Regions from separate parts of the Homo sapiens genome. Here region 2 is linked to region 1. The links are chromatin loops, found by intact Hi-C in ENCODE. Cell type or tissue: A673. All regions are shown on one strand.

Region 1 (8,000 bases):
AGCACGTTTTGGTTGTTGCCTGGATTTTAGTTCATTGCTTCTGGTTCCTGTATAATGCTCTATAGAATGCATTTGTTGTATTTTGTTTGTCCATCCTCCTAACAATAGACATTCAGCTTGTCCCCAGCTCTCTGCTGCCATAGCAGTGCTGCCATGACCATCCTTACACAGCTTCACTTACGTGGCTAAGTGACACTTTTTCTGAGGTTTATATCCCAAGGGTGGTATTGCTTTTCTGAGGTTTATATTCCAGGGGTGGTACTGAGTACAAACAGACTTTAAGTTCACCAAGCACCAGCCAACCACGACACCCATCTGCATTTGCATTCCTACTTGCAGGGTGGGTAGGTTCCTAACACACCACTGGCAATATTTGACTTTGTTAATCTTTGCCAACCTGGTGCATATAACGTGCTATCTAATTATTAAAGTTCTATTTACATTTCTCCTATTAGTGAGTTTGAATACTTTTCATATACGACTTAGCCACTTGGGATTCACCTTGTATGAATAGCCTGTTAGTATTCCTTCTTATTTTTCTTTTAGAGTTTCCTGTACCTTTCCTATTGATAATCAGGGTTTTCTTATATATTATAAATATTAATGATATAAATATTTTCTTACATCTATTGCCCGCTTATTAATTTTGTCTATGGTGTTCTTCGTGGCTTAGAAATTATTAATTTGGTTCACTCAAATCCATTCATTTTCACCTTATGATTTATGCTTTGGGAGTCTGGTTAGAAAGTCTTTTCCAGCTAAATATCAAAAATATTCTCTAAAATTTCCCTCCAAGACCTACTTTAACTCTACTCCATATATTTTATCATGAAGCATTATCACTGTGATAACTTCTTAGTATTTCATAACTCAGTTTATAAATTACTCTTTAGTCCAAGGATTATTCAAATGATGTGTGTTTTGGTTTGCAGGTATGAGAGTTTTCAAGATATCTTGGTGTTACTGATTTGTAATTGTATTGCATTGTTATATATATCCTGAAGCTATTTTGTTGGGGTGAGAGGAGAGTTTAGCAGCCTCATATCTTCTTAACCTATCACTTTATTGGTTAGTTGACCTTGTCCTTTTTTGTCCCCTACATCTATTCTGTCTGATACTATATCCTAGCTCTCTTTTGGTAAATATTTTCCTACAATACCTTTTAAAAAATATTTATTTGGGTTTAAATTTCCTTTTCTCCTGCCAACTTTTTGTTCTTTTCTTTTTCCTTACTTGCTTTCTTTTAGATTAATCAAATATTTCTATCATTCCATTTTATACCCATTAATTTGCAAGTTATACATTTTTTTCTTTTGTTTTTTATTTTCTTTCTTCTTTTCTTTTTTGTATACAGGATCTCACTCTGTTGCCCAGACTGGAGTACAGTGGTGGGGTCATGGTTCACAGCAGCTTCAACCTCCCTGGGCTCAAGCAATCCTCTCATCTCAGCCTCCTGAGTAGCTTGGACTACAGGTGTGTGCCACCACACCCAGCTAACTTTTTGTATTTTTTGTAGAGATGAAATTTCGCTATGTTGCCCAGCCTGGTCTTGAACTCCTGGGCTCAAGCAGTCCACCCACCTTGGCCTCCCAAAATGCTGGGATTACAGGCATGAGCCACCATGCCTGGCCTTGTTATCTTCTTTTTATTCTAGTAGTTACTGTGGAGTTTGTCACTTATATCCCTGATTTATTAGAATCTAATTGTAAATTAATCATTTAACCACTTCCTGAACAATGCAAGGACCTTTGAGCGTGCCAGCACTCTTTATCCTCTCTGCTTGGTGCTGTGTTGTCCTGTATTTAAATCACATGTATCTTATACTACAGACAATATTTGTAATACGTACAACTGACAAAGGGCTTATATCTGAAGTCTACAAAGAACCCTTATATATCAGTTAAACAAACACATAACTGGATAGAAAGATGGGCAGGAGGTCAGGCACGGTGGCTCATGCCTGTAATCCCAGCACTTTGGGAGGCCGAGGCGGGTGGATCACCCAAGGTCAGAAGTTCAAGACCAGCCTAGCTAACATGGCGAGACCCTGTCTCTACTAAAAATACAAAAATTAGCTGGGCCTGATGGTGGGCACCTGTAATCCCAGCTACTCGGGAGGCTGAGGCAGGAGAATTGCTTGAACCCGAGAGGCAGAGGTTGCTGTGAGCCAAGATCGCGCCATTGCACTCCAGCCTGGGCAACAAGAGAGAAACTCCATCTCAAAAAAAAAAAAAAAAAAAAGGAGAAAAGAAAGATGGGCAGGAAACTTTTCCCAAAAAAAGAACACCCGCATAGCAAATAAACCTATCAAAAGGTGTTCCACCTTATCAGTTATCAGAAAATGAAAACTAGAATCATAAGATATGGCTGGGTGTGGTGGCTCACACCTGTAATCCCAGCGCTTTGAGAGGCTGAGGTGGAAGAATAGCTTGAGCCCTGGAGCTCAAGACCAGCCTAGGCAAGATGGGGAGACCCCCATCTCTACAAAAATATTTTTTAATTTATCCAAGTGTGGTGGTGCTCACCTATAGTCCTAGCTACTCAGGAGACTGAGGTGGGAGGATCTCTTTTTTTTTTTTTTTTTTTGAGATGCAGTCTCACTCTGTCACCCAGGCTGGAGTGCAATGGCGCGATCTCGGCTCACTGCAAGTTCTACCTTCCCGGGTTCACGCCATTCTCCTGCCTCAGCTCCCGAGTAGTGGGGACTACAGGCACCCACCACCACGCCTGGCTAATTTTTTGTATTTTTTAGTAGAGACGGTGTTTCACCGTGTTAGCCAGGATGGTCTCGATCTCTTGACCTTGTGATGTGCCCACCTCGGCCTCCCAAAGTGCTGGGATTACAGGCGTGAGCCACCGCACCCGGCCGGGAGGATCTCTTGAGCCCAGGAATTTGAGTTTGCAGTGAGCTGTGCAACACCACTGCACTCCAGCCTGGATGACAAAGCAAAACTCTGTCTCTTTAAATAAATAAATAAATAAGATACTCTTACATTCCCACTAGAATGGCTAAAAAAATTTTAAGACTACTAATAGCAAACATTTGGAAGGATGTGATTCTCTGATATGCTCTCTCATATACCATTGTTTCAAATATATTTGGTGTAACTACTTTAGAAAACTATTTGGCATTGTCTCCTAAATTTAAACATTTGCATACCTTTTGACCCAGCAGTATCACTACTAAATTATACACCCAATAGAAATGCATGCATGTTTTCACCAAAAGACATAGCCAAGAATATTCAAAGCTACATTATTTGTAATAGCCAAGAGTTGGAAACAGCCTAAATGTTCACCAAAAGTAAAACAGAAAAAATGTGATGTTAATATAAATAAAATGATTAAAACTACTCCTATGCTTAACAGCATGAATGGCTCTCACAATGTGTAGTGAAAGAAGCCAGATGCAAAAGAATCATACTGTACAATTCCATTTATATAACTGGAGGAGGAAGAAGGTTGTTAGTGACTGGGAAGGCTTTACCAGTCCAGAATCCCTTCCTGCCAGAAATTAGGTATTCTGTCTTATAAGATAGGAAATACACAATTCAGAGCTCCAAGATATAATATTTGTTGCATCTGTTGAGACCTAATATATCAGTATTTAACATTGAGCAGTGTTGCTATAAAAAAGAGTAAATGATCCTCTGGCACCTCCTCTGAGTGCTTTCCAAATTAGCAACACCAAGCCTTGCCAGCAGATGGCGGGCCCTGTACACATCTAGGCTGAATAGCCAACAAGAATTTAAGTTAATATTCCAGACTATTCTACAAAGTTACTTTTGTGTTTAGCCAAGTTGTTTCAAACTTTGCTACTTCTTTTCATCCTAATTCTTCACCCTGATATAATCACCACAATGTGCATGTTTAAACTGTATAATTTTCATTCAATTACTTTGCTTCATTTCCTTATTGAAATGTATTTTGTCCAAATTTATCTGCTTTAGAAATTAACAAGGTGTTTTGGATTTATGCACTTCTGTAGGTAAGCTTGAACCATGAGGGCCTTTTCTTTTGCCAGGTCTTGGAAGTGGAAGGCCAAGATAATTTCTCAGGCAGCGCTCATTGGATTTATGTCCCCCCCTTTTTTTTTTTTTTTTTTTTTTGAGATAGGGTCTTACTCTGTTGCTCTGGCTGGAGTACAGTTTCACAGTGACAGCTCACGGCAGCCTTGACCTCCTGGGCTCAAGCAGTCCTCCCCTCTCAGCCTCTTGACTAGCTGGGACTACAGGCACGTGCCACTGCACCCAGCTAATTTTATTTTTTTGTAGAGACAGGGTCTTACTACTATATTGCCCAGGCTGGGCTCAAGCGATCCTCCTGTCTCGGCCTCCCAAAGTGTTAGAATTACAGGCATGAACCACTGCACTCAGTCCTATGTCCCTCTTAAAAGGATATCTTTTAGTGTATCATCTTCCTGCCCTGCCTGTCCTTTTATGGTGCCCATCGCAACAGCCCAGTGCCTTTCTCCCTGGGCTGACAGATAAGTGCCGCGGGGTGACTCATGCTCCATGCCTCCCATCCCTGACTATGGCCTGAAACTTCTCTCCTTCTTCCTCTCCTCTGTTCCGGTGCTACTTCGTACAGTAATGGTTTGTTAACTTTGGAGAGTGAATCCAAATCATGTATTCTTATGTGCACAGTTATATTTCTTTAAATCTGGTAAAGAAAGTCACTTACAAAAAGGGGCAAATTTATCCCCAGTGTTAAGAATTATTTTCTATCCTGGTTATTGATAGATGCCCAGAGAGAAATAGTTGTCTTTGTATATACAGGCATATGCCATTGCACATGCATGCACACACACACACACACACACACACACACACATCCCTCTTTAAATTATCTTTCTATGCAGCATGATGATGACCTATTGAGACTATTGCTCCAGAACATGTGATTTTCCCCCAGCTCTCTCTGACTGCTTGACATGTCCTTGAAGTCTCCCACAGCATGTCCAGCGAACACTTTGCCTGGCATGACTGTGCTGAACTAACTCAGGAATGAGTAAACACTTTTATTTCCTCAGAGCATCAACAAGACGCCTCCCAAGTATTTCTAAGCAGTGTGCCATGGTGTCATTAACAATGTAGGCTCTGGGCCGGCATGATGGCTCATGCCTGTAATCCCAACACTGGGAGGCTGAGATGGGAGGATCGCTTGAGGCCCGGAGTTCAAGACCAGCCTGGTCAACATGGTGAATCCCCATCTCTATTAAAAACAAAAAAATGTAGTCTTTGGAGTCAGAAGCCCTGGGTTCAAATCAGTGTTTGTTCAAACTTCCCAGCTGTAGAACTTGGGTAGATCTTGTGCTTCCTGGGAGCCTCACTCTCCTCTCCTGTTGAAGTGAAAATAATAAGACCTCCAGGGGTTGCTGTGAAGATTAAAAAGATATTACTTTAAAGCATCTAGGTGCATGGGAGACCCTCAGAAGCAAGAAAGCAAGAAAGAAAAGGGCAATATAATTATCATTATGATCTAATTGAACATTTTCCTTTCTGCTGTTTCATCCCAGAGGTGATTTTAAATCAGGTACTTATATCACATATTAAGGTTTTGTACTTCAAGACTGCCCTTGGTGTGCAATTTTTTTCTGCATTTTTTCCCTGTGCCTTGGGAAGGCTACATTTTGTTTTCTTTGCTCTCATGAATCATCTAAGCTAAAATCAGACAATTGTATATACTTACTTCTTCTTTTTTTTTGTTTGTTTGTTTTTTGTCTTTGAGACTCTCTGTCACCCAGGCTGGAGTGCAGTGGCGTGATCTTGACTCACTGCAACATCCACCTCCCAGGTTCAAGCGATTCTCCTGCCTCAGCCTCCCAAGTAGCTGGGATTACACATGTGTGCCACCACGCCCAGCTAATTTTTGTATTTTTAGTAGAGACAGTGTTTCACCATGTTGACCAGGCTGGTCTCAAACTCCTGACCTCAAGTGATCCACCTGTTTTGGCCTCCCAAAGTGCTGGGATTACAGGCATGAGCCACTGCACCCAACCTGTATATTCTTATTTCCTTAAGCTTGATTTTGTTTCTTTGTCTTGCTCTCTCTTGATTCATTGAAGTTGTGAGGTTTGGAAAGTTATTCTAACACAAGTTTTCCAAAAGGAAAGGGGATGGGGAAGATTTCTCCCTTAACTCGTACTTACTAGGAAGGAGGAGAAAATAATGGAGAAGTGATGTGGCAAGGGGAACAGAATATGTATCTACCTGCCATCACCTCATTGAGATGATGGGGTTCTACTTAGTTCCATAAGCTGCTCCAGAAATGCTTCCCAGTGGAATTTTTGATACTTCAATAATAACCTTTGCTCTTAGATCCCATAGTCCTCCCAAAATTGGTCCAGTCAGAAATTTCTACATCTAACTTTTGCTTTCTGGACTCAGCATTTAAAAAAATTTTTAGTTCTTACCATCACCTGAGGTTCCTTGATGTCTAAGTTGCATTTTCTCTGCTTCTCTCTTTTGGACATAAAGGCTCTTACAGATGCTCACATGTTCCAAGTCCTGCTTCTCCCTTGCCTGCTCCCTGAGAACATCCTGCTCTTCTCCAGCAGACATGTTTCTCCTGTCAGCTGCTCCTGTGGGACACTATGTGCCTAGAATACTTTTTGCTTACTTAACAAAGAAGGAAATTGCTTTTTTTCTCTGGGACTCTTCCTAATCCTATATTTCTGTGGTTGAAGATATGCTCTTAACTTACACAAGTCTCATTTTTGTTTTTATTATTATTATTTTCAATGTGGGGAAGCCAAAGAAAAACCACATGGCACAGGTTACTCTCATATACTTTATCTGCTTTCTATTTCTTGAATCTCCTAAAGCTTTAATGTTTTAGAGCACTGCATTTCTGTCTTTCCTTTTCTGACATTATACCCTTATAATGTACCTTTTCCTAAATATATGAGAATAATGATTTAAATAATAGAATCATGTTTTAAAATGACATGTTATTAGTATTAATATGTAACATAAATATATAATCATATATCTCTAAATAAATAACACAACATATAATAATATATATCAAATAATAGGCAGGGCACAGTGACTTACACCTGTAATCCCAGAACTTTGGGAGGCCGAAGCAGGCGGACCATTTGAGCCCAGGAGTTCGAGACAGCTTGGGCAACATGGCAAAACCCTGTCTCAAATTAATACAACTAATACATAATTACAAATACAAAAAATTAGCCAGGCGTTGTAGCATACACCTGTAGTCCCAGCTATTCCAGAGGCTGAGGTAGGAGGACTGCTTGAGACCGGGAGGCAGAGGTTGCAGTGAGCAAAGATCATGCCACTGGACTCCAACCTGGGTGACAGAGTGAGACCCCTTCTCAAAAATATAATAATAATGATTTTTTTAAAACCACACTAGCTACCAATTATTGACCACCTTCTGTGTCAGGCTTTTGCTAAGTGCTTTACAGATGTCATCTCCTTTCATTCTTAGTCCTCTCTGTGTAGTGGATACTGTTAGTATTCCCATGTTCAAATGTAGCATCTAAAGCTGAGAGAAGTGAGGTCACTTCCAGGGTCACACAGGCAGGAAGCGATAAAGCTGGAAAGTGGCCCAGCAGAGCCCTGCTTATTCAACGCTAGTGTCCAAGCTCCTGACCATGGCACACATTACATTCACTGATGTAGACTGGAAACCCCACAATGCATTCAACAGAGCAAAGCCTTTACCTGTATGTATCAGGTGATAAAAAGATACCCAGATGTAATTCTTTTCTCATGTTGGCTATGGAAAATCCCATTTGTTATCTTTTGGGATTGGTTTCTCATCAGATTCTGATCAGTGATATTCACACAAAGCCTTTCCTTTATACTGGTGCTCAATATTCTTGCCAAATTCCAGAGTTTTTAAAAGGAAACTCTGTTGCCTTAGTAATACCAGAAATTGCATTTGTTTATTGCTTGTTAAAACGAGTCTCCATCCCTATGAGATCTGAAACTTGTCTGCAATGAGATAGTGTCTCCTCTTGTGCTCTGTAG
Region 2 (8,000 bases), 770 kb after region 1:
AGGGACAAAGGGTTGGTTTCAGGATGATTCAAGCACATTACATTTATTTATTGTGCACTTTATTTCTATTGTGATTACATTTTAATATATAATGAAATAATTATGCAGCTTACCATAATGTAGAATCAGTGGGAGCCCTGAGCTTATTTTCTTGCAAATAGATGGTCCCATCTGGGGGTGATGGGAGACAGTGACAGATCATCAGGCATTAGATTCTCATAAGGAGTGCGCAACCTCACATGCAAAGTTCACGATAGGATCCGCGCTCTTATGAGAATCTAATGCTGCCGCTGATCTGACAGGAGGCGGAGCTCAGGCAGTAACACAAGCAATGGGAGCCACTGTAAATACAGATGAAGCTTCGCGCACTCCTCCACCACTCACCTCCTGCTGTGTGTCCTGGCACTGGTCGGTGGCCCAGGGGATGGAGACTCCTGGTTTAAGCCACCCAGTCTGCAGTGTTTTGTTAGAGGAGCCCTAGTAAATGAATGCAGATGGGAAGGGTGGAGATGAGAGCTCCTCATCAGGAGAAGCCGGGAGGTGGACCTGTCCATGGTAGGCAGTCGCAAAGGTGGTTTGAGTGCAGCAGGGATTCCAGCAGAGATCAGGGGGTGGAGGGCTGCTCGAGGACTGGAGTGGGCTGTGTCGGAGACCCAGAGAGCTGGTGCAGAGTGAACCAGGATGAGGTGGGGGACTTCCTGACTCATGCTGCGTTCTCTTCTCCCAGTCTGCAGGCAGTTCCTGCTGGTCTGTCTGGAGGAGCGAGGACGCCTGTGGGAGGTGGAGCGCCGGGGGGCCTGGGGCCAGTGCACCAATATCTGGCTAAAGGTTCAGCTTCACCAGGCAAGGCTTCCAGACTGAGTAGGACTGAAACACTGCACTGTGTCTATTTATTTCTGGTTTCAATACTAGCGTGGATTTACAGTGATCCAATGAGACCCATATAGATGTTATTTCTGTTGTGGCAAGAACAAAGGAGGGGTGGGACCTGGGTGAGGACATCTTATCCTCCAACGTTCCCCTCCTGAGTGAAGCACACCTTCCCATCCTTCTTGCTCAAAAAGATCACCCCCAGTTTAGCAGTTAGGAGCTCCCTGGGACTAAGGGACTTCCCTTTTACAATTAGATAGATTATTGAAACATATAAGAAGATCGGTTTCCTCTGCCTAGCTGAAGATGAGTTGAAAACACGATTCTGAACAGGTGATGAAAGGTAAAGTGTGCACTTGGTTGAAAACTCAAAAGAGTTGACTATGACAAGCAAGTCTTCTATCCTCCTCACCTCTGAGGGGACTGCACACGTCATGGCAGCATCACAGAGACAACGTTCTACAAAACCGCTGCCTGGTCTTTTTCACAGCAGCATAGTATGATGTCGCGTGGACGTGATGTCATTTATTTCCCTGTTGACAGATGCGCATTCCGTCTTCAGTTTCTGGTTGCTCGAGACAGTGCCCCAGTGGCAGTTTGCCAGTGGGGTTTAGTGGAGGAAGCAGGAGAACAGAGCCTCTGGTGGTGGGTTTCCAGGGGAGGCAGCAGGTGGGAAATCCTTTGATCAGCCAGATGGGAAAGCAGGCTTGCAGTGTCTGGGTTTCCAAGTTGCTTTTCTTTTTTTTTTTTTTGAGACAGAATCTCGCTCTGTCACCCAGGTTGGAGTGGAGTGGCGCAACCTTGGCTGACTGCAACCTCCGACTCCTGGGTTCAAGGGATTCTCCTGCCTCAGCCACTCGAGTAGCTGGGACTACAGGCATGTGACACCATGCTCAGCTAATTTTTGTATTTTTAGTAGAGATGGGGTTTCACCATATTGGCCAGGCTTGAACTCCTGACCTCAGGTGATTCGCACTCCTTGGCCTCCCAAAATGCTGGGATTACAGGTGTGAGCCACCGCGCCCGACCCCAAGTTGCTTTTTTGACAGTGAACTTTCTACTTCTCACAAATGGGGAACGGCTGCCCATGGCAGGCGCTTCTCAGCTCAGCGCTTCTCAGCTCAGCACTAAGAGGCGAGGCCAGGCCAGGGCTGGGGCAGCGGACACCTCCAGGCTTCAGGTGCTGCCATGGGTGGGAGGTGAGGGGGACAGTTAATTTAAATTAACTGTCCAAAATGCAAGCCCTGGCTCTCCTTCACTCCTGGAGTGGGTGCTCCCGTCAGCGTCGAATGCCATTTCTGCGGCTGCATGTGGCTCATTAGGGGATTGACAGGCAGCCGAGGTGCCAGGCTTTCTCTCCACGTGGTGACTGATCCACCTTAGGTGTCGACAGGTGAGCGTGCCTTGGAGTTTATTGATGATAATAGTGATCAGTTTTGCTTTTATGCTGGAAGGCTTAATGGATCTTTACAGATATTAATGGGGTGAGCAGGCACCGGGGAAGGAGGCATGGCAGGGCGGGGCTGTGCTGTGATCCTAATGAGGCGGTTAAGTGACTTGCCCTGTGGCACTGAGTTAGGAATGAAGGGAAGCCGGTCGGGTCCCTGGGCACTGAGCTGTCTAGCTGTTGGAGTTTATGGACACGCTTCACAAATGAGGCTGTGGGGCCTCGCACAGCCTCTGTGCTTGGATGTTTCAGTTCCTTGGCTGGGAATGGAAAAAGAAAATGCATTGCATATTGAAATGTGGAAATTGCACGGGCCAGAGGGGTGAGCAGGGACGAGGATGTTTTCTCCTAATTGGGGAGATGGCTCCTCCTGGAGAATCCCACTGGGGCTGTTTCAAGAGCTGGGAGTCGGTGTGGTCTGGGCAGAGGAAACTGAGCTGGAAGTCAGATGCCAAACATGTCACTTTAATTCACTCTGAGATTCACCAACTCTCATTTTAAAACAGCAAATGAGGGGACTTGCACAGAGAATGTTCCAGAAGCATGCTTGAGTCCCTTGAAGGAAGAAGGGTTATCATTATAATTAGGATATAATTAGATTACTAAAACTCTTTATTTAAAAAAAAATTCTAAGTTATGGTCTTTTCACTGCCTGTATAAATCATGGCTAGTTCCCAGTTTCACCCACATCTTCTTTCCCCTCGAGGGCCCGCAGTCAGGATTTTAATTCACTCAGGAAGGTTTTCAGCCAACCGGCTTCAGCTTGCAACCATTATGACAGTTAGTGCTGACATCTCAGGTTTTTTTCAAGTTGGTGAGTTGGGGCTGCAAATGTGATCACAGATTAGCTCGGTGCTCTGCAGTTTCTCGTCTGTTTCTCTCTTCATGGAAATCAGCAAGTGTTAGTGGATTAGAACTTCTTATGGGTCACCGAACAATGCAGATTCCGGAACCTTCTCTTCCCTGGGAATCTCAGTAGGCCATTAATTGGATGTTAGTCTTAAATTAGTCAGTGATTCTTAGAGTTGCTTTTTTGACTTGTTCTGTTTTTTTCAAGTTTTATCTGTTCTCCCTTCTTTTTCCTGACGGTTATTTTGGAGGTATCCTATAATTTTATGTGCCATAGAAATAGAACTGTAAGCAAGAAGCCCAGTGGAATCAATTGCTTCTTGCTCTAAATAAGGCATGAACATTTCACAACATTTCAAAGGGAAATTAACTTGTGCTCCTTGCAAATGTTTTAAAGACTATTTCTGAAGCAGCCTGATTGGTGGGCCAGGTCTTTAAAAGTTTGTGCGATCTTGGCTGTTGATAACATCTGCAGCTTATAATGGCCCTGAAAATATTTACAGGTTATGCAGACCTTTTGAGGGAAGGAGTTTGTGGGAAATTTCTTTCTTCCTACACTCAGTTACAGACAAAGCCTTTGAAACTTGACCAATAGGATCATAATTGCATCTGATGTGATTTCCCGGTCAGCCTGAACATGCCTTAAGTTTCTTTACCAGAGAGAGTGAAACTGAATATGTCAACAGTGAAATGTTCTTTTACAAAATTGTTGCCGGGATCAGGAAATAATTGACCACTGCTTTAAAAATTAATTTTTTTTCAATCTGTAAGTCATACTTTTGCTTTCTTTCTCCAGCTGAATTTTTAATGGATTCAGTTGTCATCCACAAATACTTTTATTTGCATTTAATTTTTAAACCAGAAGGATCTTTGCATCAAGAGATGTGAAAAATATGAGAAGGGAAGCGGGGGCTACTTTTTTGAAAGTTTGATGCCCAGCAAACTGCAGTTCTGACCTTTTTTCTCAGTTTGTTCTGGTGACTCATACGTTATAGAGTACAATAGCAACAGCAATTTTGTGGTGGTGCAGTGTGCTGGGAAGTGCTGGGGGCAAAACCACCATACTGGGTGTGTTTTTTTCTGTCGAATGCTGCTCTTTGACAGGTTGTGTGGCTCCCCTTAGTGGCCATTGTCGTCTACTGCAGCCTTGGATGATAACTTACCTCTGTGATTAGTGCTCTGATACCTCCAGGTGTGCTTCCAAATGAGTAATTAGTGCATTCATTTTTAAAGATTTAATGAACCTCAATTAGGAATGAAATACAAGTAAACATTTGATAGCTCACAACACATAAAAACATTAGGAAAGGTGGAAAACTGATAATGGGTTATCTACTTCATTTTCTCATTCATTCATTCATGTATTCCTTTATTCGTTCATTCGCTGTCAATGGGGCATCTACAGACGTGCCAGGCACTGTCCTAGACGTTAGGGATGCAGTCATGAACAGGGCTGACCTGGCTTCTGAACTTATTTACCAGCTAACTACATGGGCACCTACTACTGTGTGATATAAAAACTCTATGGCCGAGAGAACTCAAGTGTGCTGGTATTTTTAAGTGCCCACAATTAAATTTTGCCAAACCAAATTTTGCTAATTTATACAGTTCTGTAAATAAATTTAAAAATTTACTTATATAGATAACAACTAAATAATTCATTTGTTCTTTAGTAAACAAAATGTGTTACATAGGTATTTTCAGCTGAAATGCAAAACTGTGTATTTTTTTTAGGGATCTGAACACCACACACACACATATGGATTTGGGGGCGTGGGGTGTGGAGGTGCAAAGGAGGACAAGAAAGTCATCCCTTTCCAAGTCGGTACTGATTTGGTAGGAGAGGAGGGAGACTCACTGAACGTGGGTGATTATGACCTCTCTTGTGAGCAAAACCACCGGTGAGCAAAAAGAAGGATCCAGGACTAGAACTGGAAATGTGAGTCCATTGAATGCCAGAATCGATGGAAGAACAGATCACAATTCCAGCTCAGAAATGCTTGAGTGGAACCTCACTTTGCATCTCCTGACACCTGGCAGGTACTCCTGTCTTCTGGAGAGCATTGCAGCAAATGGCAAAGTGAAGGTCAAGAAGATAGAACTGACCCAGCACTTTGGGAGGCTGAGGCAGGAGGATGACTTGAAGTCAGGAGTTCGAGACCAGCCTGACCAACATAGTGAAACCCCATCTCTACTAAAAGTACAAAAATTAGCCAGGCATGGTGGCAGGCGTCTGTAATCCCAGCTACTCGGGAGGCTGAGGCAGGAGAATCACTTGAACCCGGGAGGTGGAGGTTGCAGTGAGCCCAGATGGTGCCACTGTACTCCAGCCTGGGCTACAGAGGGAGACTCCATCTCAAAAAAAAAAAAAAAAAAAAAAAAAAAAGAGAGAGAGAGAGATAGAATTGGGTCATGGCTATCAACATGTTTGCAAGGTCCCCAGTGTACTATTTCCTCTTTTGATTGTCCAGCCCCTTGGGAGCCACCCTCATTTGCTTATCCTCTTTCTGTTGCTTGGGGAGGGCAGCACACCCAGGAAATTCCGAGGACGTGAGCCGTCATGCGAGGACTTCTCAGAATGACAGACCCAGACAGCCTGCCCCTGGAGACGGCAGCAAGGTATGGTGATACTATATCACCCCATGAACCTCTCACTTTCCTAGTGATCAGGTTGTCCTTGCTTAGTGAAGCCGTGGTCTGAACCTGCCAGGCAGCTTCCCAGACGACTTGGCTGTGGGCTTCTCGTGGCAGCAGGGCCTTGGTCTAGGCTCAGAATCTCCGGGCTATCATGGGAGGGGGGTGTTGCGTGGAGAGGCCTTTGTAATTAGATTTTTTATGGTTCTCTTCTCTTAACTAGACAAGCTCTAACGAAACCAAAATGGAACAGAACACATGGGAATTGGCCGTAACCTTGCATCGTTAAGGAAATATTGAAAAATCTGAATTTCAAATTTTGCCATGGACCAGTGTCTGTCAAGCAGAACAAAAAGCAAGACAAATTTGTCTTTCTTTCCTCCTCCACTGCAAAAGCCCAGATTGCTGGGATGGAGTGGAATTAGGTATTAGGTTTTTGTACAATCCAGAGTGACTGTAGAATAGAATCTTGAGGGAATATTAAGAATATTTCTTAGTAGCTTGCTGTCATTCAATATTTTATAAAATTTTAGGTTTTCCTGGTTTTCTTGTGGCTAAACCAGACTCTTGACCAAACAGGGTATTGTGAAAATGTCCATTCTCTGGTGCCAAAGGGTCTTTACTTTCAAATCCCTAAAGAGTCCAAAATTACTTTAAACTTACGCTTGTACATCATGGACAAATACTGCTTATTTTGGAAAATATATTGCTCTGAAATAGAAGATTCAACAATGAAAGCAGAAAATATCCCAGTAAGTGCTGGATTGTTTTAGAAAGCTGCTTCCTGTCTGACATTAGCTCTAGCCATCTGGCAGATGAGGGCTTTCATTTTCTTTGGTTCACCATGGAAAGATGGGCTAACCTAAGACCCAACAGGCACTGAACAGAGAGCGTTGCACTTGGCCTTTTCCGCTGATCCTTGACTTTTCTTTTAAACCTGTTAGAGGAAGCAGAAATGTCCAGGTACTGTAACGCCCATGGGTGTGGACCTGGGGGAATTCTGCACATTTGAGCACGGGGTGCCAGCTTTGAAAGCAGTGCTTCCTTCCCTGCCCTTTCTCTGGTCTCCCCAGGCTGGGCTGTCCTTTAGTTCCTTTCAGTAAATACGTGCTCTTATGCACAAAACCTGATTTCCCCATGGCTGGCTGGAGCGTTTGAACCTGGCCTATTCTGAATCTCAGCAGGAAGTGCAGGCACAAGCCAGACAGGACACCTCCATGTCCTGAATGTCCAGCCCCAGACTGTGCAGGACGACCCCATTGCCATGTTTAATTGGAATGCCTGTGGATTCTTTTCTGACTTCAGGAGAGGATGTGTGGAGAAGAACTGGAAGACACAAAGGATGATCCAGAGTGTGGAGTGGAAGAGGAGGATGCCGGGCTGGCAGGGCAGCCACCAGGCAAGCTTACAAGGTCCAGTCCCTGACGTCTCCAGACGCCCATCTGGGCCAGGTCCAGAGGCCTGCCTGGGCTCCCAGGATTCGGGTCTGAGACTTGTGTGTCTGGGAGTGTACCTTCCCTGGGGATCTTTGAGGGGCCAGTGACCCCACGGGCCCCACCTACCTCTGAGGTGGGCTCAGGCTCTAGAGTACCTGAGAACGTGCTGCGCTCAGCATGCGACACCGTGCCACAGTGAGGAAGTATTTCCCTAAGTTAATTGTTGACAGTTCCTAAACGTTTCAGAAGCTTACTCGTTAAAACTAATGTGGTTTCTGTTTCTCAGGATAAATTGGTGGGACTTTACCGGAACCACAGGGATGTTTTACTGAATGTACCTCTTTCCTTATAGAAGTTTAAAGATGCTCAGGAAGGGGCCACACCCGTTCCATCTGGGCTGTAGAAACCCATTGCAGGTTTGTGCATGCCAGCCCTGCTGTTGCCGTGAGACCACGGACACCAAAGAGGTTTGCAGGGGTACACGTGTCCTTTCCGGACACCAAAGAGGTTTGCAGGGGTACACGTGTCCTTTCCCGGGAGGCTTCAGCCACATCAGTGCTGATGTGCCTCAAGGCACATGAGTGCCTTGAGGGCAGGGGCAGTGGCTGGATGGTGCCTACTGTAGGCCTGGAGCTCTCTTCTGGCCTGGTATACAGAAGGCACTCAGAGAGCTCATATGGGAAGTACTGGGTAGGAATTTGGGCAGATGGTGCTTCTAGAATATTGGTGGCCTTGAGTGGAAAGTCTTGTGGTAGTAAAAGTAA

The links. Peaks named below come from ENCODE experiments on the same cell type or tissue, not always from the same donor. Only the 100,000 strongest peaks of a DNase experiment are listed, where the experiment ranks them.
Region 2: a loop joins it to region 1, with 8 times the contacts of the local background. A loop is called at or near these places in 17 of 110 quality-filtered maps.

The regions. Positions count from the first base shown.
Region 1 is chr15:99,209,094-99,217,093 of GRCh38, reverse strand. All of the region lies in intron 8 of TTC23 (tetratricopeptide repeat domain 23), which reads left to right. Among named protein-coding and RNA genes, the nearest start is that of TTC23, 36 kb to the left of the region's middle. RefSeq lists an enhancer at 2,324-2,824 and a silencer at 4,904-5,104. In A673, a CTCF peak has its summit at 3,696 (motif pointing right); a DNase peak (open chromatin) is centred at 3,703.
Region 2 is chr15:98,438,856-98,446,855 of GRCh38, reverse strand. It overlaps the pseudogene FAM169BP. Among named protein-coding and RNA genes, the nearest start is that of LINC02351, 22 kb to the right of the region's middle. RefSeq lists a silencer at 5,598-5,647. In A673, a CTCF peak has its summit at 4,299 (motif pointing left); a DNase peak (open chromatin) is centred at 4,235.